2 separate regions of the Homo sapiens genome follow, and region 2 is linked to region 1. A link is a contact called in ENCODE Hi-C or POLR2A ChIA-PET data. All regions are on one chromosome and are shown on one strand. The core of a region is the stretch at or near the end of the contact, and the rest is flanking DNA. Distances in the headings are between cores, read along the strand shown. Region 1 overlaps FAM193A (family with sequence similarity 193 member A). Region 2 overlaps ADD1 (adducin 1).

Region 1 (5,241 bases), core at 1,004-3,503:
TGACCCTGAAGGGTGATTTTTGGCTTTGAGCTTAGTATTTCTTTGGTGGTACAGTTTCTTGAAAAGGGAGTACAATTTTCATGTGTTTAGTTCTCAACAATTCGACATGCAGGTAATTCTTTACGCGATGCTCTTAAGCCTCACCTTCCCTTTTACTTATTTGTGCTGCTTCAGCCTCTTCGAGGCCACAGCAGGCTTGGCTGGGAAGACCGCACCCTTACTCTTATCTTTGACCTGATGGAGTTTTGGTGGGCCCTTGTTCCGGGCAGGCTTTCACATGTACTGTTTGGGTTCTGGAAGGAGTTGGCTTTTGCAACTATTTGAGACCCCACATTCTAGGCCTCTTCTGTGCCCTTTGATTTCTGCTTGAAAGCGGCTAATTATTTTCTGAGCTCTTCTCTTCCTTCTGATACCTTGCTATGTGCAGCCAGGAAACGTGTGCATTCCCTGCTCCTCTGTTTTCTCCTGCAGAACTGCCTTGGGGGAGTCCTGGTGACAATCTGAAGAGCGCATCCCCACTGCCTGGTGTGGGTTTCCATCTTTACTGGCCTTGGAGGCAAGCCCCATCTCCAGGGCCAGTTTCTATCCTTGGGGTCTCATTGTCAGAATTACTTTCTCACTCGGCCCCTCCCGCATGTCCCGCTTTCCTGCTGTAATTCTCTTCCTAGCACTTATTTCTAACATACTATGTATTTTACTTACTCATTTGGTTTGCTTTCTTCTTCATTAGAATATAAACTCTACAAAGACAGCTATTTTTATGGTTTTCTTTGTGTGGTTTTTTTGTTTGTTTTTTTACCAATACCATTTTCTTTGCTTTTTGTGGTGGTTGGTTTGTTTTCTCATTAAACTTTATCAGCTCTTCTTCCGACTCCAGCCCTGCTCTTGTATTTTAGCCTGCCTCTGCCCTTGGGAACAGGCTTCTGCTGTTTGCCCTGGTCCAGAGGCCAGCGGAAGTGCCTATGGTTCCCTGCAGTGCGTCTTGCCTGCGTTGGAGGAGGATCTCATTTCCCAGCCCCCGGCTTGTCTTGGTAATGGATAGTTTGTCAGATGAGCCATTCTCTCCTCACCAGAAACAGTGACCTTGGGAACAGCAGAGGTGTAGTGTTGGCCTGTGTTTGTGGATTCGGACCAGCTGTTGCTTTGTAGGTCAGCCTCTTTGTTGGAGCTGGCCTTTAAAAAAATAACATGATTTACCTTCCATTAAGATTCACTCTTTTTTTACTTAAAAAATGTTCACTACCACAGCTAAGCTACAGAACATTTGCATCACCCCATAAAATCCCCTTGTTCCCCTTGGTAGTCACTTCCCTTCCCCCGTCCTAGCCTCTGGTAACCACTCACCTGAATTTTTTTTTTTGAGACAGAGTCTCGCTCTGTCACCCAGGCTGGAGTGCAGTGGCACAATCTTGGCTCACTGCAACCTCCGCCTCCCGGGTTCAAGCAATTCTTCTGCCTCAGCCTCCCCAGTAGCTGGGACTACAGGCACGCGCCACCATGCCCAGCTAATTTTTGTATTTTTGGTAGAGATGGGGTTTCACCATGTTGGCCATTATGGTCTCGATCGTGATCCGCCCGCCTCTGCCTTCCATAGTGCTGGGATTATAGGCATGAGCCACCGCGCCTGGCCTGACCTGATTTTTGTTCCTACAGTTTTGCTTTTTCCAGAGTGTCACATATACTTCTGTAACTTGCATAATGCTTTTGAGAGTTACCCAAAATGTTGCATGCATCCGTAGTTTCTCTTTTTTATTGAGTAATTTTACAGATAAACCAATTTATGCATTCACCAATTAATTGATGGATGTTTGTGTTGTTCCCACGTTTGGGCTATTTTGAAAAAAGCTGCTATGAACATTATTTTTCTTCTGTGGACATCCTTTTTATGTGTTGCTGGATTGATTTGCTAAAGTTATGTTAATGATTTTTGCATCTGTGCTCATGAAGGCTGTCTGTAGGCCTCTTGTCTTACAGTGGCCTTCGGGGTCTCATAAAATGAGTTAGAATGTGTTCCTGTTTCTTCTCCTTTCTGGAAGACTGTGTTAGAATTGGTATTATCATCTCTTCCTTAAACGTTATTGGTTCTTGCTTTCTGTTTCTCTTGTTCTGTTTGGTCAAATGCCAGACAGTGTGCAGAGAGCATCAGGCTGAGGTTGTTTCCTGTGTCCTGTTGTGCACCTGGGAGGCCAGGTCAGTGCATTTGGCCTCAGCTGGGCTGTCTCTAGCACTGTGCGTGCTCGTGTGGGCCTGTAGAGGGGAGTCTCTCTCTACTTCCTCCTTGGCAAGGTCTCCGATGGTGGCATCTTCTCAGTTCCCCCCTCTAGCCTGACTCTTGGGCAGCTCTGTGCTCACGGCCTTGGGGGCAGCTTTCCCAGCGAGCCCACCTCTGCCCGGTGGCAGCCAGACTCTGCCTTGTATCTGCAGGGGTCTGACCGGCCCCGTGTCTTGTGCTGGTCCTGGCCTGTGTGTGGCACACGCCTTTCTCCAGGACAAGGAGAAAGGCATGTTTCCTTCCTCTCTGCTAGTGGATTAGCTGGAGACTTGGGTGCAGGTCTCCTGGGAATGAGTGGGAACATTCGTTTTGGGGCTTTCCAGGGGTTAGACTCCCACACTTGACACTCTCAACCTTTCAGAATTTGTTTAAAGTTAAACTGTTTTTTTTTTTTCTAACCACTTTTATGGCCTCCTTCCACTTTCCTTCCTCTGTCAAAGGTGAAACAGTAAGTGTGTCCCCTTCTCCCTGGAGGGGCTGCTGCACTTTGTTGTGTAGTTCCCTCCGGCAGCCTGGTCACTTCGGCTCTCTGATGGCCCAGAGATAGGATTTTATCAATTGTCCTGCTCTGTCTCTGGTCAGGGCTCTGGTCAGGGCTCAGAGTGCACGGCTCTCCTGCAGCTTTCTGCATCCAGAGGGGAAGTGGGGCTGAATTGCTGTCTTCTAGATAAGCATTCTGTTATCAGCAGTTGTAGGAGAATATTGGTGGGAATTTATCTTAACATCTTGCCTGACAGTTGCACGTTGCAAATTTCTCTGGAGACCTCTTCTTCCAAGATTGACCCATCCTAGCATCACGTCCTAGACATAGTCGTGCCTGGAAACCTAAGAAATCTCCATTTCAAACTTTCATCTTGATCATTGTCTGTCTTTGTAGCTCACTTGCTTGTCTTCTCTTGCCATAGTTTTTTTTTTTTTTTGAGACAGAGTCTTGCTCTGTTGCCCAGGCTGGAGTGCAGTGGTGCAATCTCAGCTCACTACAACCTCACTTCCTGGGTTCAAGAGACTATCGTGCCTCAGCCTCCCGAGTAGCTGGGACTATAGGCATGCGCCATCACACCTGGCTAATTTTTTTTTTTTTTTAGAGACACAGTCTCGCTCTGTCACCAGGCTGGAATGCAGTGGTGCGATGTTGGCTCACTGCAACCTCTGCCTCCTGGGTTCAGGTGATTCTCATGCCTCAGCCTCCCGAGTACCGGGGACTATAGGCGCGCAACACCACACCTGGCTGATCTTTGTATTTAGTAGAGACAGGGTTTCGTGATGATGGCCAAGCTGGTCTCAAACTCCTGGCCTCAAATGATCTACCTACCTTGGCCTCCCAAAGTGCTGGGATTACAGGCGTGAGCCACTGCGCCTGACCTGCCATAGTTCTTTGACCTCATCCATCCCTATCAGTCCATGGATTCCATTCCTGTTAGGTTTATCACGTCTCCCCGACCTCACTCCTAGGAGCCTGAGTTCCCGGACTTGGCACTGTGGCTCTTCCGTGGCTCTCAGGCAAAGGCCCTGAACTTTTTTTGGTTATGCTGGTCCAGCCCTGTCTCTTCCCTCCATGTGGCAGAATATTCATGGAGAAAATTGCTGGCCTCAGTTTACTGCTTCCTCTTCATAACTTCATGACTGCAAACCATGCATGGGCATCTAGTGCGTTTTTCTGGCTTAAGTACCTCCCCAAACTCCTTGGCAGGAACCCTTCCTTTTCCTTGCTTCTTAGACTACGTGTACCCTCTTTACCCACCCCTTGCTCAGCTCAGCTATTGACCTTCGTGCTTCAGGGAGAAAATCAAAGTTAACACCTCCCCTGTATCACCCCCAAACCCCCATAGCTGAGGGCATTTTCTCCTCTCTTTCCTCTCCAAGGCCCACCCCCACTGGGCTTTCAGGTGCCCATCTGTTTTCATCTTCTTCAAGACTTTGTCGCTTTGATTATTGTTTTCTTCTGCCTTGGCCCATGACCCATGGAATGCAAATACTCTGGGGCTACCCATTCATGAATGACCCGCCTTTGGCCTCACCTCCCCTTCACAGCCATGTATGTCTCTAGGTAGATTTTAAAGTTGTGGTTCAATTTCTTTAATGGTTAAAATCTTGTCAGGTTAGTTTTGGTAAGTTATATTCTTAGAAATTGTCAAAGTTGCCCACCAGCGTGGCACATGCCTGTAGTTGCGGCTACACAGGAGGCTGAGGCAGGAGGGTCGCTTGAGCCCAGGAGTTCTGGGCTGTTGTGCGGTATGATAGTGCCACTGTACTGCAGTCTGGGCAGCACAGTGAGACCCCGTCTCTTTTAAAACAAGAAAAATTGGCAGAGTTACTGGTATAAAGTTCTGTGTAATGGTCTCTTTTCACTTCTTACCTGATTTGTAGATTTGACTTTTTATTTCTTCTTCTTCTTTTTTTTTTTTTTTTTTTTCCTGAGATGGAGTTTCTCTCTGTCGCCCAGGCTGGAGTGCAGTGGTGCGATCTCAGCTTACTGCAACCTCTGCCTCCCGGGTTCAAGCGATTCTGGTGACTCAGCCTCCCGAGTAGCTGGGACTGTAGGCGCGTACCACCACACCCAGCTAATTTTTTTGTATTTTTAGTAGAGATGGGGTTTCGCCATGTTGGCCAGGCTGTTCTCTAACTCCTGACCTCAGGTGATCCGCCCACCTCGGTCTCCCAAAGTGCTGGGATTACAAGCCTGAGCCACCATACCCGGCTACTTTTTTATTTCTCATATTTGTGCCTTCTTTTTTTTCTTTTAAACTAGTTTTGTTAGAAGTCTGTCAGTTTTGGCCCAGCACAGTGGATCACACCTGTAACCGTAGTCTTTGGGAGGCCGAAGCAGGAGGATTGCTTGAGGCCAGGAGTTCAAGACCAACCTGGCTAACATAGAAAGACTCTGTCTCTATAAAAAAAAAAAAATTATAAACCAAAAAAAAGTCTTGTCAGTTTTGTCTTTCCAAAGAAGCAGCTTTTAACTTTTAAAA
Region 2 (5,465 bases), core at 793-3,292, 320 kb after region 1:
TCAGTATGAGAGAGCCCCGCTTGTCCTTTGGGGCATCAAAATTGGGAACAAGGGTTTTGATGTCTCTGTGCCAATGGATTTTTATTTGTATTTTTATTTTTATTTTGAGACAGCATCTTACTCTGGCCCATGCTGGAGTGCAGTAGTGCAATCACAGCTCACTGCAGCCTCGACCTCTCAGGCCAAAAGAATCCTCCCACCTCAGCCTCCTCAGCAGCTGGGACTACAGGTGCATGCCACCATGCTTGGCTAATTTTTAAATTTTTTGTAGAGACAAGGTCTCACTATGTTGCCCAGGCTGGTCTCGAACTCCTGGGCTCAAGCAATCCTTCTGCCTTGGCCTCCCAAAGTGCTGGGATTATAAGCATGAGCTGTGGTGCCTGGCTGATAGTTTATTCTTTGTTTGTTTGTTTGTTTTGTTTGAGACGGAGTCTTGCTCTGTTGCCCAGGTTGGAGTGCAGTGGCGCAATCTCGGCTCACCTCAACCTCCGCCTCCCACGTTCAGGTGATTCCTTTGCCTCAGCTTCCCGAGTACCTGGGATTACAGATGCCCACTACCACGCCTGGTTAATTTTTTTTGTATTTTTAGTAGAGACAGGTTTTCGCTGTGTTGGCCAGGGTGGTCTTGAACTCCTGACCTCAGGTGATCCACCCGCCTCAGCTTCCCAAAGTGCTGGGATTACAGGTGTGAGCCACCATGCCTGGCCTGATAGTTGATTCTTGATATTTGATTCCTTTACTAATTTTAACCACTTGATTTAAATGAACTTAAGCATTTCTCTTGTATCACCTTCTCATTTCATTGGCAGTGATATCAGGATGCAGGTGCAGCCAGCCAAACTGCTGTTGCTGGGATACCATCTCTAGAGTGCCATCATGTGAGGGCTCTTAGCAGTGGCCAGCCCAGCAGCTCCTCCTTCAGATAGTGAGGCAGGCCTCTGGTCAGGGAAAGACTTGGCTCGGGCCACAGCGCTAAGACATGGCAGACAGGACTCAGCTTCCTGTCTTGGTGAGGCAGGGCAACTTCTTAACGAAAAGCCAATGGGCCTCGAGTCAGACCTGGTTCAGAAGAGGGTTCCCTTTGACTTGTTGACTGTCGAGAGTCTCCAGGCTCCCGGGCAAAGGTTGCCTGTTCCAGCAGCCCATCTGTCCCTCTCGGAGCTCTGTGTCACTGGTCAGCACTGGGTACGCAGCATGCTAGGTGGTAACCCCTCAGCCCATCCCAGTCAGTCCAAGTTCCCCTGTCTCTGCTTGAGGAGCGGTCGGCCTGTGTGAGTTGAATTTCCCGAGTCAGCCCAGCTAGGACGCTCTCCATCTCTGGTGTTCACTCCGCACTGAGAGCAGCACTGAAGGACCAGGCCTGGCATCCAAAGAATTGTGGTTTCTCCTGTTTCTATTTGGTTTTGGAAGCTGTCAGTCATGTGCATGTGTGTAAGTGCTGGATAACTGTCTTAGAAGTGAGCTCCAGGGTAGCCGGGCGTGGTGGCGGGCGCCTGTAGTCCCAGCTACTCGGGAGGCTGAGGCAGGAGAATGGAGTGAACCTGGGAGGTGGAGCTTGCAGCGAGCCGAGATTGCGCCACTACACTCCAGCCTGGGTGACAGTGCGAGACTCCGTCTCAAAAAAAAAAAAAAAGAAGTGAGCTCCAGGGAATTAGGGGACATTTTCCTGCCCCTGACCCAATCAGGCTGCACTGTGGGCACAGCGCTGTGCTGGGGCAGGTGGCTGTGAGTGGACCGCACCCCCTGATGCCCACCCAGCCCACTGTGCTGGCCTGCAGGCTCCACCTCCTGCTTTAAGATTGGTGTGGTCTGTGAGCCGCCTTGGTGCTTCGCTTTCTTCTTTTTTTCTTTGGTACAAATTTTCAGAGTTTTCCAAATTCCTCAGCTAAACACTGGTGTCTTGGGGCATGTTGTCATCTCGGAATGTTTTGGGATAAGCTCCAGGAACTAGTTACAAACTAACCACAGTCAAAAGAACAGAACTTACCTGTGCTCTTAGAATATGAGCAAAGCTCTGAGCATGCCTTACGCTGAGTGCTGTACCTCGTGACAGTTTCTGATGTCATGAGGAAAACTTACTGACTTTTAAACAGTAACAGGAAAGGGCCTCTTCCCCTTCTGCTCCACAGTGAGGAGTGGGCACCCTCCCTGAGGTGCTCTGTGCTCTTGGGTCTGCATTGGGCTTTTGCTTCTGAAACCTGGAAGGCTCTGTAGGATTTCTTTTGTGGTTAATATCTGTTCATCGTGGCACTGACCTGTGTTTCCATTATATACCACTGAAGGCTGCAGCTCAGCCTAGGCCTCGGGCCCATGGCAGTGCAGTCTCAGGGGTCTCTGCTCCTGGAAAGCCTCCTGCCCCCGCCCTGCCTGCAGCCTGCCTGGGAGGAGGGAGAGTCCCCATCGGGCCGGGCTCCTGCAGACCAGATGTGCCTTTCATCCACAGGGAGAGCTGGTGACGGCCTCCAAGGCCATCATTGAAAAGGAGTACCAGCCCCACGTCATTGTGAGCACCACGGGCCCCAACCCCTTCACCACACTCACAGACCGTGAGCTGGAGGAGTACCGCAGGGAGGTGGAGAGGAAGCAGAAGGGCTCTGAAGGTGAGTGCTTGTGGTCCTGGGCACGGCCACTCCAGAAGGTGAAAGTGCTCTGGGAGCTTCTTTGTGGTCCAGGTGCTGGCTGTGGGTGGTGATAAGAATAGTCACATGCATCAAAGACAAACCAGAACTTTATCCAGTACTCATTTCCAACCTAGTCACTCAGGCCAGAATGGAAGAAATTGCTGGCCGGGCACAGTGGTTCATGCCTTTAATCCAGCACTTTGGGAGGCCAAGGAGGGCGGATGACCTGAGGTCGGGAGTTCGAGACCAACCTGACCAACATGGAGAAACCCCATCTCTACCAAAAATACAAAATTAGGCTGGGCATGGTGGCTCACGCCTATAATCCCAGCACTTTGGGAGGCCGAGGCGGGCGGATCACGAGGTCAGGAGATCGAGACCATCCTGGCTAATACGATGAAACGCCGTCTCTAGGAAAATAGAAAAAAAATTAGCCGGATGTGGTGGCAGGCACCTGTAGTCCCAGCTACTTGGGAGGCTGAGGCAGGAGAATGGCGTGAACGTGGAAGGCAGGGCTTTCAGTGAGCCGAGATTGCACCACGGCACTCCAGCCTGGGCGACAGAGTGAGACTCTGTCTCAAAATAAATACATAAATACATACAAATACAAAATTAGCCAGGTGTAGTGGCGCATGCCTGTAATCCCAGCTACTCGGGAAGGCTGAGTCAGGAGAATCGCTTGAACCCGGGGGGCGGAGGTTGCGGTGAGCCGAGATCGTGCCATTGCACTCTAGCCTGGGCATCTCAAAAAAAAAGAAATTGCAAAGTTAGGCACACTTGTGAGTGGCCCTGGCTAGGAGGGAGACGTGTGTAAATGACGATGTGGAGGACTAGTGGTGGCCACTCACAAGAGTCTGCGCGCCATACTAAGACACACCGGGGCCCCTCTGCCAAAACGAGGCTGACCCCGAAGATGTCCTGCCGTGGTCCCATCCAGCAGCTGTGATGAGAGGAGACAGCAGGACCGAGGGGCAACCCACAGAACTCTGGGCTGGAGGGCATTGGTCCTTCTCCCAGGGAGGTTTCTGTCCACATGGAGTGACCAGACATTCACAAAAGAATTCACTAATTTGGATCAGTTAGTGGGAAAGCCAGCATGCATATTATTATTATTATTATTATTATTATTATTATTATTATTATTATTATTTTTGAGATGAAGTCTTGCTCTGTCGCCAGGCTGGAGTGCAGTGGCACGATCTCAGCTCACTGCAATCTCCGCCTCCTGGGTTCAAGCAATTCTCCTGCCTCAGCCTCCCGAGTAGCTGGGACTACAGGCATGCACCACCATGCCCAGCTAATTTTTGTATTTTTAGTAGAGATGGGGTTTCACCATGTTGGCCAGGACGGTCTCAATGTCTTGAACTCGTGATCCGCCCGCCTTGGCCTCCCAAAGTGCTGTCATTACAGGTGTGAGCCACTGCGCCCGGCCCTGAATATTATTTTTAAGAGACTTTTGTCTCTCTCTCTCTTTTTTTTAAATTAATTATACTTTAAGTTTTGGGATACATGTACAGAACGTGCAGGTTTGTTACATAGGTATACACGTGCCGTGGTGGTGGCACATGTATGGGTGGCACCCATCATCTACATTAGGTATTTCTCCTGATGCTATCCTTCCCCTAGCCCCACACCCCTGACAGGCCCTGGTGTGTGATGTCCCCTTCCCTGTGTCCATGTGTTCTAATTGTTCAATCCCCACTTATGAGTGAGAACATGCAGTGTTTGGTTTTCTGTTCCTGTGTTAGTTTGCTGAGAATGATGGTTTCCAGCTTCATCCATATCCCTGCAAAGGACATGAACTCATCCTTTTTTATGATTGCATAGTATTCCATGGTGTATATGTGCCACATTTTCTTTGTCCAGTCTATCATTGCTGGGCATTTGAGTTGTTTCCAACTCTTTCGTATTGTGCATAGTGGTGCAGTACACATATGTGTGCATGTGTCTTTATCATAGAATGTTTATAATCCTTTGGTTATATACCCAGTAACGGGATTGCTGGGTCAAATGGTATTTCTGGTTTTAGATTCTTGAGGAATCGCCACACTGCCTTCCACAATGGTTGAACTAATTTACACTCCCACCAACAGTGTAAAAGTGTTCCTATTTCTCCACATCCTCTCCAGCTTCTGTTGTTTCCTCGCTTTTTAATGATCGCCACTGTAACTGGTGTGAGATGGTATCTCATTGTGGTTTTGATTTGCATTTCTCTAATGACCAGTGATGATGAGCTTTTTTTTCATGTTTGTTGGCTACATAAATGTCTTCTTTTGAGAAGTGTCTGTTTATATCCTTCGTCTGCTTTTTGATGGCATTGTTTTTTTCTTGTAAACTTGTTTAAGTTCCTTGTAGATCGTGGATATGAGCCCTTTGTCAGATGGATAGATTGCAAAAATTTTCTCCCATTCTGTAGATTCCCTTTTCATTCTGATGATAGTTTCTTCTGGTGTGCAGAAGCTCTTTAGTTTAATTAGATCCCATTTGTCAGTTTTGGCTTTTGTTGCCATTGCTTTTGGTGTTTTAGTCATGAAGTCTTTGCCCATGCCTATGTCCTGAATGGTATTGCCTAGGTTTTCTTCTAGGATTTTTATGGTTTTAGGTCTTATGTTTAACCCCTCTTGAGTTAATTTTTGTATGAGGTGTAAGGAAGGGGTCCAGTTTCAGTTTTATGCATATGGCTATCCAGTTTTCCTAACACCATTTATTAAATAGGGAATCCTTTTCCCATTCCTTGTTTTTGTCCAGTTTGTCAAAGATCAGATGGTTGTAGATGTCTGGCATTATTTCTGAGGCCTCTGTTCTGTTCCGTTGGTCTCTATATCTGTTTTGGTACCAGTACCG

Evidence for each region. Hi-C counts contacts between places; a loop is a spot of excess contacts on that map. ChIA-PET counts read pairs that join two places held with the same protein, here RNA polymerase II (POLR2A). Pooled maps may share reads with other maps.
Region 2: a pooled map shows a loop between it and region 1 (2.5-fold over the local background). The contact joins two enhancer-like sites. A Hi-C loop is called at or near these places in 1 of 50 pooled maps. POLR2A ChIA-PET finds 5 or more read pairs at or near these places in 2 of 52 experiments (H1 and activated CD4-positive, alpha-beta T cell).

Annotation. Positions count from the first base shown.
Region 1 is chr4:2,596,563-2,601,803 of GRCh38, forward strand. The region is part of intron 2 of FAM193A (family with sequence similarity 193 member A); the gene reads left to right. Among named protein-coding and RNA genes, the nearest start is that of FAM193A, 63 kb to the left of the region's middle. RefSeq lists enhancers at 1-140, 141-1,092, 1,093-2,045. Within about 2 kb of position 2,254, at least 15 of the 41 ENCODE cell types and tissues checked have a DNase peak (open chromatin) inside an H3K27ac peak, as active enhancers do.
Region 2 is chr4:2,912,441-2,917,905 of GRCh38, forward strand. ADD1 (adducin 1) reads left to right here. Exons shown (of 16, transcript NM_001354761.2): 14 at 2,444-2,600. Among named protein-coding and RNA genes, the nearest start is that of SLC75A1, 20 kb to the right of the region's middle. RefSeq lists an enhancer at 2,247-2,316. Within about 2 kb of position 2,043, at least 5 of the 41 ENCODE cell types and tissues checked have a DNase peak (open chromatin) inside an H3K27ac peak, as active enhancers do.